Linked DNA regions of Mus musculus: all the other regions are linked to region 3. The links are chromatin loops, found by intact Hi-C in ENCODE. Cell type or tissue: heart. All regions are shown on one strand.

Region 1 (4,000 bases), 240 kb after region 3:
GAGGATTCCTGAAGAACTTCTGGTCTTTAGCTCACGTAGGAGACCTGCAGAAGCTGGACTCTGAAGTCAGCAAAGAAATGCAGCAGCAGCAGCAGAGTAGTTGAACTTGCCAGCAAGACCGAAGGCAAGCACTCGAAAAGCCAAGCTTCCTCCTTTAACCTCTTTTAACCTGCCTGACATCAGAAGGTACTGCCCATGTTTAGGTACTGCCCATGTTTAGGTTGGTCCTTCCCACTCCAGGTAACTCAATAGGGCATATCTCTCACAGGTGTGTTCAGTAGCTTGCCTCTTATTGACTCCAGGTCAAGTTGACTACTGAGATTGACCACCCCCACGCTTTAGTATCAAACAATGCCTCACATGAGAATGCTTTCCATAAATTATAATTGATATTCAAGTATGAAGAAATGTGGTATTTTCAGGGATGGTCATCTTCAGCTGGCGCAGCCCTCCACACTCTGGTTATCTTTATTACTGGGTGAACTTAGGGAGATGGCGCTTGATACTGATGAAGATGCTGAACCTGGAACCTAGATCTTATGCTAAGGAGTCACAGTTGCCTAATGACTATGTTTTGCAGGAGGTATAGTAGGTCAGCTTGGCTGCTCAGCTGTCTCAGACGCCAGGCTCACTTGATAGGTTGAAGTATATATCCACGCAAAACTATATAACCTTCCTGGAGACCATTGGGGCTTGGGATACCTGACCCTCAGGCCAGTCTCCTGCCATAAGCAGCCTATGTGCTTTATTCCAGTCTGCTCTCCAAGTCCTGTTTCTATGTGTCACTGTGCAATAAAGAATGCTAACTAGCCCTGTGTTGGGTGACACACTGAGTCATAAAGCCATGCTTATGGCTGTAGGCAGCTCATGCTCCCTTCAGCTGTCATTGCGTGACATGCTTAGCTGAGAGTTCCATATGACTGGGTGACAAGAAAGTTTGCTCTCCTGGGGCCACTAACCAAGGATCTAGCTCCTTGGTTCTAATATGAGAAACATTTTAGAAGGTTCAATTTATGAGTTCAAGTTGTGTCACATATCTGTAAATTCAGTATTCTGGAGTAGAGGCAGAAATAGGAGGAACGTGAAGTTCAAGGCTAGCCTGGGCTACATGATAAAACCCTGTTTTGTTTTGTTTTGTTGTTTTTGTCATTGTTGTTTTGAATATTTTGGTTTGGTTGGTTGTTTTTTATATATTCATTCAACGGTTCATCATGGAGCACAGACACTGGGATAAACTCTGAGACACCAGAATGAACAATGTGAGCAACCTGCTCCAGTGAACTGTGAAGGTACAGAGGTCATCACAGCACAAGGCTACGATGCAAGCACCACTTAGTTCTGACCTTCAAAGTGGAAAAACCTGTCTAATCCTTGATCTCTAGTTCCAAACAGGACACTAATACAACCTGGCCGAGGCCTCAGGCGCTCTCATCACTTCCTGGAGGGTGTGTGGGGGAGGGGAGAGCTCTTGTATCATCATCATTAGAGCTCACTCACTGGACATTCCCCCATGTCCTTTTGGCAACCTTCAGTGTGGGGCTCTTGAGCTGCTGCGGCAGCTTACATTTACCCACAGAGCTGGAGGGCAGACTTGTGGACGGTGGCTGTCATCCCAACACTTTAGATAAGAGGATAGACACAGAGCACAGTTGTTGTGTCTCTCTGAGCCAAAACATGTGCTTAGCAGCATTGTTTGCCTTCTACCAGGACAGTGTGCCTCCACAGAAGACTTTCCTCTCTGAAGGAAACCGAGACTATTGTTCAGAAAGTTCAAGAACAGGAAAGATGGAGTTTTAATGTCTTTTCCCTCCGTGGGTTGTGAAACGACTAACTTCTGACCTACAGGAACAGAAGGAAGTTAAGCAGGTAAACAAAGCCATGTCTAAGGAGGCATTATGATTGCCTTGTTTTGAAAATACAAGAACATTCTGAGCTTCCAGAGGAAATGCTTGTGTACGCACAATTTGAAGATTGCCGTTTCCTTCTTGGACGAAATGATTGGAAACTTCATTCCAGAGAAACTTGAACTAGCTTTGTCTCCCCAATACCTGTCATCTTCAGAGTTAGTTGACTGGGGTTCAACTTCCTATCCAGAGAGAACTACAACTAATGCTGGCACATTTGTCAGGAACTGTAACAGATATCTCGATATCTTATTAAGCCAAAATAGAGTGTGATTATTGTGAGTCAAATGTTATGCTCCTTGTGTCTTTCTCACACACATATTTTATTGCATGTTAAAAGATTTGATAGATACAAAAGGAAGACAAACAAGTTATTTCCTAGTACGGAATCTGGCATCGTGGGTTGTCCTGGTAATTATCTGAATGGAATGTCTGTTTTTGAAAACATGCCTATTACTCCTCTGAGCAGGCATACTGAGAGTCCGCATGACCCTAGAGTGGAAAGCAGGTTTGTCTCTGTTCAGATCTTGCTTCCTGGGGCCCAGTATCGAGCCAGCAGTGAACTCAGGTCTCCCCGTGCTGAACAGAGGGTTAATTAGCCTTGAGGCAGTTTTACAAGATGAAGATGTTTCCTCACTGTGAGAAGAGTGTCATAGTCTTGCCAGGAGAATTTTGGTGCCCGGGATATCAAAGTAGAGGCCTTCTTGGATCAATGAACATGCCATCCATTCAAGGGTCCAGGGAAAGCTCAAAGATGAGAAGGCAGCTGCAGTATCCTGCCTTTTGTCTGCCAGGATAGCCAGCTTCATGCACAGTGACCGCCCCCCCCCCCATGTCTGTCCTTTGAAGATCTTGCCTTGTCATTTACTTCAGTACTTTCTCACCTGTTGTAACCTCTGCCTGGAATTTCCTCTGCCTTGCCTTGCCTTGCCTTGCCTTGCCTTGCCTTGCCTTGCCTTGCCTTGCCTTGCCTTGCCTTGCCTTGCCTTGCCTTGCCTTGCCTTGCCTTGCCTTGCCTTGCTGCCTCCTCCTCCTCCTCCTTCTTCTTTAAAAAAAAAAAACCCATAATTATTTGGTTTATTTCTTTATATGTCAGCATGGGGTAGGGTGTGCATGTGAAGGGCAGAGGGCAGTTTCTGGCAGTCTGTCCTTTCCTCCTTCCATGTGGGGTTCAGGCAATATCTCAGGCCAGCAAGCTTCTGGACCCACTGAGCCATTTTCCAGCCCACCAGCTTTCGTTCAGCCTGCTCATTCTCATATTTTCTCTGTCTAATCCATGACAGACTCCTCCTGGTCCCAGCATGTATTCTAATCCTGTGTGTTTACTCTCCTACTATTCTCCAACTCCATTGCCTACGTGCTATGTTCAATGACAGCAGGGAGAGTCTGTGTCCCTCTTGGCCTGCATGGTTTTCTACTTGGCACATGGTCACAGCTCATTGGATATATGTTGAATAATATGACTGAGTCATGAGTGGATTAACACTAAAATTATTCGTGTTGCCTGTCTTAGTTGCTTTGCTATTGCTATGACAAAACACCATGACCAAGGCAACTTGTAGAAGAAAGCATTACCGTTTCAGAGGGTGAGTCTATGGCCATCGTGGAAGAGCATGGTGGCAAGGCAGGCAGGCATAGCCCTGGGGCAGTGTCTGAGATCTTACAGATTGATCTGTATGTAGGAGGGAGGGAGGGATAGGGAGAAGGATAGATATGGGGGAATAGAGGGAGATGGAGAGAAAGACTGGGCCTGGCATGGGTGTTCAAAACCTTCAAGCCTACTCCTAGTGATACCCCTCCTTCAACATGGCTACTCCTTCTAATCCTTCCCAAACAGTTCCAGAAAATAGGGGAAAAAAACCATTCAAACACATGAGCCTATGGGCACCATTCTCATTCAAACCCACTAAGTTAAGAAAATGAGGTAGTATATAATTATATATGGTCCTTAGTACTTAGTTTCTCAGAAGTATGTCCTCTGAGAATGCCAGATGTGGTGAGCAAGTATAGAAATGAGTTAGGACATAAGCTGCAACATAAAAACCAGGTATGTGTATGGGGGACATACCTGTAATGCCTGCCATCACTGGCAAAAA
Region 2 (4,000 bases), 230 kb after region 3:
GCTGGTGGCTATCTTTTTGCCAGTACTTGCTAGTGTGTCTTTGAAAAGACACTGTGGTCAGGCGGTGGTGGAGCACACCTTTAATCCCAGCATTTGGGAGGCAGAGGCAGGCGGATTTCTGAGTTCAAGACCAGCCTGGTCTACAAAGTGAGTTCCAGGACAGCCAGGGCTATACAGAGAAACCCTGTCTTGAAAACAAACAAACAAACAAACAAACAACCAAAAAGAAGAAAAGCAGCTGTGTTCTGAGAAGTGATTATGTTTGTGAGAGACTGGTTGTTTGAGCTCTCTGGACCCATGTATAAAATGGAGTAGTATTTGGCTGAAAAGAGAAGGACATAAAATTTGCAGAGAAACTGATGGGCTTAGAATGGAAAATATTAAGTGAGGTAGCCCAAACTCAGAAGCCAAAACAAATACGACCTGCGTTTTCTTTCTTCGTGTGCAGATTCTAGCCTGTATTGTATACATGTAAACAGTTGTATGTGTGGTCATTAACCATGTCTTTGGTTTTCAGCATTCTGATGGATGTGTCCGATCTCCATGCATCTTTACCATCGTTGCCATCCAGTCTTAGGTGAAAGGAAAGGGGAACGAAAAAGCACAGAAATCATTACAGGAACACATATGGAGTTGGAATTTTCTAAAGAGACTTACACTTCTAACTTGATTAAAGTAATATTATCCAGTTGGTAGATGACTTATAATTCTTTCTAAAATAAAGAGAAAACGTACTATGTTAACTTTCATTTTTTTTCTTTTTTTCTTTTTTTTCTTTTACTTCCCCTCTCTCTTTCTACCATTCACATAATACTCCCAGGCCATGCTGGTTTTTTTTTTTTTTTTTTTGATGGAAAAACTATGGATCTAAAAGAGCACAGGTGCTGCCTTGTCCTTAACCACTTCCTAATAATCAAAGTAGCATAGTTAACAGGCATGCCTGTGCAGAAAACAACCTATAGCGGAGTTCCCAGTTCCTTCCCATACTAGCTGGGTGACAAAGGGTGATGACCTGAAGCTCTGAGCCTCAGCCTCTTAGGTATATGATGGGGATAATCGTACACTCCTCACAGGATCTTTAGGTGAGCAGATTAAACAATCTATTGGTGGCCACAGTTGTTGCATCAATAGGAGACTGTCAAGCTAGTCCTGGGACAGTCACCATGTTATCTTGTCCTTTCCTATATAATGAAGTTTTAACCCAAGTCATGAGAGGTTTATGAGTTTGAGTTTTATTTGTATAACCTACAGTCCTAGCCTCCATCGTAATCTCTAGATTTCAGGGAGCATGGCAAAGATAAGAGACAGCACATTAAAGACAGATGGGGGGGTACTATGAACTTAATCATGCCCTGTTGTCTTACAGCAAAGAGTTTACAGCCTTTGTCATTTGTTCCTTCTGAACATTATGCTATTTGCAGTTTATGTATTTATTAGACACTTATTCAATAAACTTCCCTCCACCCTGCTGCTATGACTAGCAATGAGAAACACAGAAATCATCTGTTCCAGTCCAGTCAGGACAGGCTTCGTGAAGGAGGAAGAGATTGAACTGAGGTCCAGAATTGACGGGGATGTCACCTTATTTGGAAGTGGTCCACGTCAACCCAGGGTGGTTACAGAATGTCAGAGGGAAGGTTCTGGCTACACACAAGGTGCTGACATGTTGAAAAACAGCTCTCAATGATCTCAGACACTGGTCTTCTGGTAGTCCATCTCCTCATCCCACAGACTTCTATTTGGTCTGCTGAGGACTATTGTTTCAGGAGAGATTCTGAAAGAGATTTCCTTACAAATCTCATTGAAACACAGGAGTAAATGGGATGAGGAGTTTTTCCTGCCCTCTCTGAGAGGCCCATACTGGGAGAAGGCAAGGAAGATGAGAGGGGAAGGGATGAGGATTCCCACACATCAAAGAGAATGTGTGGGGACCACTGAGAAAGATGGAGACTCAAGGCCGACTCCAGTCTCACATCACTTGGAGCCTGTGGAATCTGGCTCAGGCAAGGGAATCTCGGAAGAGCACTCTTCTTGTTTACAAGAGTCTTTGAAAGATGATAGCTGCGTTGGTGTGGTATGATGAGAAGGCTTCTTCCACTGTGCTGATTATTTTCGTTGACATCACCATGGGTGCCCAGCTAACTCCCCCCACCTGCCTTTTATTCAATCTGTGGCCAGAGCTCAGGGGATACTGTGGACCACCTCCAGGGGGTTCTTCCCTTTTCAATCCCCTCTGGATATACCTTAAGACACACCCAGAAGGAGACTGTATCTTAGGAAGAAGGAGAAAAACAAGGAAAAACTCCTAGTGGGTTGAAGAGCTGCGTGTAATAAATGGAGCTGTTTATTTTTCTGAGAAAACTTGGGTGACTTTCTGACTTCTTAGTTGGAAAGCCTTTCTGTGACTCAATATAGTAAAAGATCAATAACCCTGTCTAAGGCTACATGAACACCATTTTCAGTGGCAAAATATGCCACAAGCAACATCAGGAGACAAATGACCAACTGGGAGAAATGTTTGCAACTTCTAGCAGGGAGGGCTTGAACTCTCTCCCAGTTAGGTAACACACGCTGAAAATAAATCAACAAGCCTGATAGGAGACGGGCAAATTGCACACAGACAAAAATAATTCACTGGGGGTAAGGAACTAGCTTTTAAGCAAAATTTTTTTAAAAATTCAACTAGACTTACAGTAAGAAGACTTCTGATTAAAAAATATTCTGATCTATTTTTCATTTACAGACCGGAAAACAATTAGAAGTTGAACCAGCCATACATTCTGTTTGCATAGATATTTCACATAATGGCCCCACAGAGATGGAGTCATATAATCTCAATGCATCTATGATAGTTTGAATACAAAATATCCTCTATATATCATGTTTTTGACATGGTCCTGAGTTAGTGCTGTTTCGGGAATCTATGGAGCCTTTTATCAGGTGGAGTCTTGCTGGAGGAAATACGTCATTGAGGCAGGACTTTGAGAGATTTTTAGCCTTGCCTCCTTTCCTGCTCCCCCTCACCACACCTCCTTGCAGCACCACCCACTCCACTCTGCTTGTGTAGATGACATGTGATCCCTGCTTCCTGTTCCTGCCTCTGTGCCATCCCTCCCCCCTCCCCCATCATTGATGGACTCTGTCCCTCTGGAGCCATAAGTCAAAACAAAGTCTTTCTTTCATAGCTCACCTCTGGTCGCTGTGTTTTATCACCGCAACGGAAAAGTGAATTCATATATCTAACCTACAAAGAAGCAAAACATTGCTTCTTTGCCAGGAGTGACTTAAAGATGGGTGCTTGGCTCTTTCACACAGTCAGCATATTTAGCTCTACACACACACACACACACCTGCAAACACTGGGTGAGACTACCCACAAGGGCAGTGTGTTAAGCAGTGCAATGTCCCAGAAACATTTGCCTGGGGAACCGAATGTAAACCCAGTCAACTCTGACCTATATATCTTCTTGCTTCCTCTTCCCCTGAGTTTCCCTTCCTTTGTGGGAGTCATCAGAAACTACTGGGAAGGAGTTTAGATTCCTGGCTTGCTCTCTTGTGTTTAATTTAGTTTTTGGTTTTGACTAAGAACAATGGCTCTCAGTCTGCAACAGGGAAAGAAACTTGCTTGGAAATTTGCCCTGCAGGAGATTCAAGTCTTGGAGCTCACAGGGGATGTAACTCGGACCAAGATCCTCATGCGCCGATTTTGTCTTAGAGAAAGGCAGCGTGACAGAGTCACTTGGCCTGTGAGGGATGCATACACTTGACTGAAGTGTGGTGAGGGATGCATACAGTTAAGAGGCTGTCCTCTGGTCTTGGTTTCAAAGTCATTTCCAGGCTGATAATCAACTTATAGATCTATTTAACTTATTAAGACAAAATGAAACAAGAAACCAAATTAATCCCCGCCTCCAAATCTGGACATGACTATGAAATGCTTAAGTAAATCTCTCCTTAAGCCAGGCCATTTCTCCCCCTCCCCCCCCCCCCCTTTACACAC
Region 3 (4,000 bases):
TTACACATTCACAAAGGAACTCACACAATATGTACTCACTGATAAGTGGATATTAGCCCAAAACCTAGGATACCCAAGATATAAGATACAATTTCCTAAACACATGAAACTCAAGAAAAATTAAGACTGAAGTGTGGACACTATGCCCCTCCTTAGAAGTGGGAACAAAACACCCTTGGAAGGAGTTACAGAGACAAAGTTTGGAGCTGAGATGAAAGGATGGACCATGTAGAGACTGCCATATCCAGGGATCCACCCCATAATCAGCATCCAAACGCTGACACCATTGCATACACTAGCAAGATTTTATCGAAAGGAGCCAGATGTAGCTGTCTCTTGTGAGACTATGCCGGGGCCTAGCAAACACAGAAGTGGATGCTCACAGTCAGCTAATGGATGGATCATAGGGCTCCCAATGGAGGAGCTAGAGAAAGTACCCAAGGAGCTAAAGGGATCTGCAACCCTATAGGTGGAACAACATTATGAACTAACCAGTACCCCGGAGCTCTTGACTCTAGCTGCATATGTATCAAAAGATGGCCTAGTCGGCCATCACTGGAAAGAGAGGCCCATTGGACACGCAAACTTTATATGCCCCAGAACAGGGGAACGCCAGGGCCAAAAAGGGGGAGTGGGCGGGTAGGGGAGTAGGGGTGGGTGGGTAATTTTGGTATAGCATTGGAAATGTAAATGAGCTAAATACCTAATTTAAAAAAAAACTGTAAAATTGGGGGCTGGAGAGATGGCTCAGCCGTTAAGAGCACGGACTGCTCTTCCAGAGGTCCTAAGTTCAATTCCCAGCTACCACATGGTGGCTCACAACCATCTGTACAGCTACAGTGTGCATATATACATAAAAACAAATAAATAAAGCCACCATGTGGTTGCTAGGAATTGAACTCAAGACCTTTGGAAGAGCAGTCCATCCTCTTAACCACTGAGCCATCTCTCCAGCCACCAACATCCTTGTTTCTTATGCCTTTGGATTGTTATCTTGTGGCTGTTTTGTCTACTATTCATGTTCAGGCTTTTGTATATGGACCCGTTTTTCATTTCTTTGTGGAGGGTGGGGGTGGATGTACATAAGAGTAGAATGCTCAAGCATATAGTGGTTCTATATCAAATGTTTGGAAGTAATGCCAAACTGATTTCCACAGCACTTGCAATGTTTCATAATCTCATTAGGAAAGTATCAGATTTCAGTTTCTCTGTGTCCTCATCATCATGAGATATATTTTGAAAAGTTTTCCTGGAACTCTGAGACAGCTCAGGATAGTTTAAATGATCTGGTTGCTTGAACATCATTTTTACCCTCAACTTGGGATCACAGAACTGTTAATATAGAGCAGTGTTTCTTAGTCAGGGTTTGTATTCCTGCACAAAACATTATGACCAAGAAGCAAGTTGGGGAGGAAAGGGTTTATTCAGCTTATACTTCCACATGGCTGTTCATCACCAAAGGAAGTCAGCACAGGAACTCACACAGGACAGGAACCTGGAGGCAGGAGCTGATGCAGAGGCCATGGAGGGGTGCTGCTTACTGGCTTGCTTCCCCTGGCTTGCTCAGCTTGCTTTCTTATAGAACACAGGACTACCAGCCCAGGGATGGCACCACCCACAATGGGCTGGGCCCTCCCTCCTTGATCACTAATTGAGAAAATGCCTTTCAGCTGGATTTCATGGAGGCATTTCCTCAAGGGAGGCTCCTTTCTCTGTGATAACTCCAGCTTGTGTCAATTTGGCACACAAAACCCAGCCAGTGCACAGTGTTTCTGCACTGAGAACAACGCCGAACACCTATTTATCCCGCATTCACACCTGTTTAACCTTACGGCTGTTTTTGACGATCCATTTCTCTCTCTCCACCATGCAATTCCAATCTTGTGAAAATTCCCATTTGCTCTCATCATTTCATAAATCTCAAAATTGGACCAAAAAAAATCATAAGAGACAAGACTTGAACGTAGGTTCATTTGTGTGTATTGTTTTTGTTTTTGTGATACCGAGGGGTCCATGAATTTAGATTGCAGAAATCCAAAGTAGAGACTTGGTCTCCCACCCACGCGTAAAGGGCACCTTATCTGAATGGGGTCCCTTGCACTGAGAAAGACAAGTTGTTTTAAAAAGTGTAGTTAGTCTCTATCGTCAGCAGAGGGCAGACCTCAGCAGCCTGAGAGCTGGTAGCCAGGATGCGATCTTGACACCGCGTTGCGTCTCTGAGGGCCTGCAGGGGGCGCTGCAGCTCACATCAGCTGCCAAGGACGCTGCCGTCACCAGCTGCTGGCTTCTGGCTGTTGCTACTGTTCCTCACATGAAGCTGGGGGAAAGAATTCATCATTTGAGAGGTTGAGAGAGGAAAGGGCACGCTGCTGTCTTCCTCAAGACACTGGCCTGCTGCAGACATCCGGGAGGTTTACATTTTTGGGATTCAATTCGGTCATCTGAATTTATCATGGCTACAAAGAATATAAAGTCAAAGAAAAAAAATTGTATGTTAAAGTTTTCTAGTGACAGTGTACTTTTCTGAACACGGAACTAAAAAGGATAAACAGCCGCGGGCTAGGGACAAGGTTGAGTGACCCCCATCAGGACCTCCACGGGAACGTTTCCTGCTGTGAGTCAGTTTCTTCAGGGAGAGCAAGAGATGGAAACTCCATCTGACAGACCTGATACCGACTCTGGAGTTCTAAAATAGAACTCTGACACGTTTGGGCTAAACGCCTTCTCCTAGGAAGCAAGATTCTCGGCTCTGCATTTCAGAGGCAGATACTGGGGAAGACTGGTTGCTTGGGTTTTTAGGGTTTCTTGAGGTTCATCCGCATCTAGAACTGATGTGTGAATTGTGTTATTTCTTGGCCTATCATGCCTATATGCAAGCTATTCTGCTATAATAAATGAGGCTATTTAACTTTTTTTTTCTGTTTTCTTTTTCTTTTTTTTCTTTTTCTGTTTTTGAGAAAAAGTCTTATTCTACAGCCCAGGCTGGCTTGACATCCTGTAACCCAAGCTGTCCTCAGTCTGCTGACACCGCTCCCCGCTCAGCTCTCAGCCTCCCTCAGTGCATACACTACGTCCCCTTAAAGGACTTAACACTTTTGAGGAAGTCTTTATGGTCCTCGTTTTTTTAAAAACAAGAAAGCCACAGCTGTTAAAGTTCAAAGTCACGGAGTGAACCCCTGACAGAGGAGAAAATGCCACAAAATGGCTAATCTCCCTTCAGGGCTGTTGACAGTTAGTGTGCTAGTATCAACCGGTGTTATCACATTCCTCAGAAGAGGCCTGGCAGATGAGGGGCAGGATGCCCACTTACATTTAGATTCCCGGCAAAGAGCAAATACCCTTTAGTCACACCCAAAATATTGCACAGGACATGCATACTTTTCCCGACCCCAGTAGACAGTTGTGGAGGAAGAGATTTCTCTCTCCTCCCATCACTAGATTTCGATTGGAGACTTACAACAGATTAACAAGAGAACAGTATAACAAATTGATTTTGTGTGTGTGTGTGTGTGTGTGACCTGGGAGACCAGAAACAAAGGCCCAAAGAATGAGAGAAGTTGTTTTTATCTGTGTGTGTGTGTGTGTGTGTGTGTGCCTCTCTCTGTCTCTGTGTGTGTGTCTGTCTCTGTCTCTTTCTGTCTCTCTGTGTCTCTGTCTCTCTCTGTGAAGGCATCTCTGAGTATCTTCTTCTATCCTGCTCCATTTTACTTTTTTGAGACAAGATCTCTTCACCAACCTGGAACTTGCTGTTTAGCCCAGATTAGCTGACCAGCGAGCCCCCGATTTCCTCTTGTCTGCCTCTGGGTGAGATATAGGTGCAAGAGATCTGACCTCAGACCCTCAGGCTTGCTCACTAATTACTTTATCCATTGGGCCACGCCCCATCACTGAGATACTGTAATCTTGTAGGCACTTATGTAGAGGTATGATTGCTCAAAAGGATGTGATCTGAGGCTGATAGGCTGGGAGAACTCAGACACTTCTCAGTGGCCCTGGAGCT

What was found. Hi-C counts contacts between places; a loop is a spot of excess contacts. Peaks named below come from ENCODE experiments on the same cell type or tissue, not always from the same donor. Only the 100,000 strongest peaks of a DNase experiment are listed, where the experiment ranks them.
Region 1: it touches region 3 in a loop (2.4-fold over the local background); 2 of 42 quality-filtered maps call a loop at or near these places.
Region 2: a loop joins it to region 3, with 2.2 times the contacts of the local background. A loop is called at or near these places in 2 of 42 quality-filtered maps.

The regions. Positions count from the first base shown.
Region 1 is chr13:45,273,006-45,277,005 of GRCm38, forward strand. No RefSeq gene overlaps it. Among named protein-coding and RNA genes, the nearest start is that of Gm34466, 7.2 kb to the left of the region's middle. In heart, no CTCF peak of the experiment used is centred here; a DNase peak (open chromatin) is centred at 1,556; H3K27ac peaks cover 1,574 bases.
Region 2 is chr13:45,263,425-45,267,424 of GRCm38, forward strand. All of the region lies in intron 1 of Gm34466 (a long non-coding RNA gene), which reads right to left. Among named protein-coding and RNA genes, the nearest start is that of Gm34466, 2.3 kb to the right of the region's middle. In heart, no CTCF peak of the experiment used is centred here; no DNase peak of the experiment used is centred here.
Region 3 is chr13:45,028,822-45,032,821 of GRCm38, forward strand. No RefSeq gene overlaps it. Among named protein-coding and RNA genes, the nearest start is that of Gm23104, 4.5 kb to the left of the region's middle. In heart, no CTCF peak of the experiment used is centred here; a DNase peak (open chromatin) is centred at 2,230.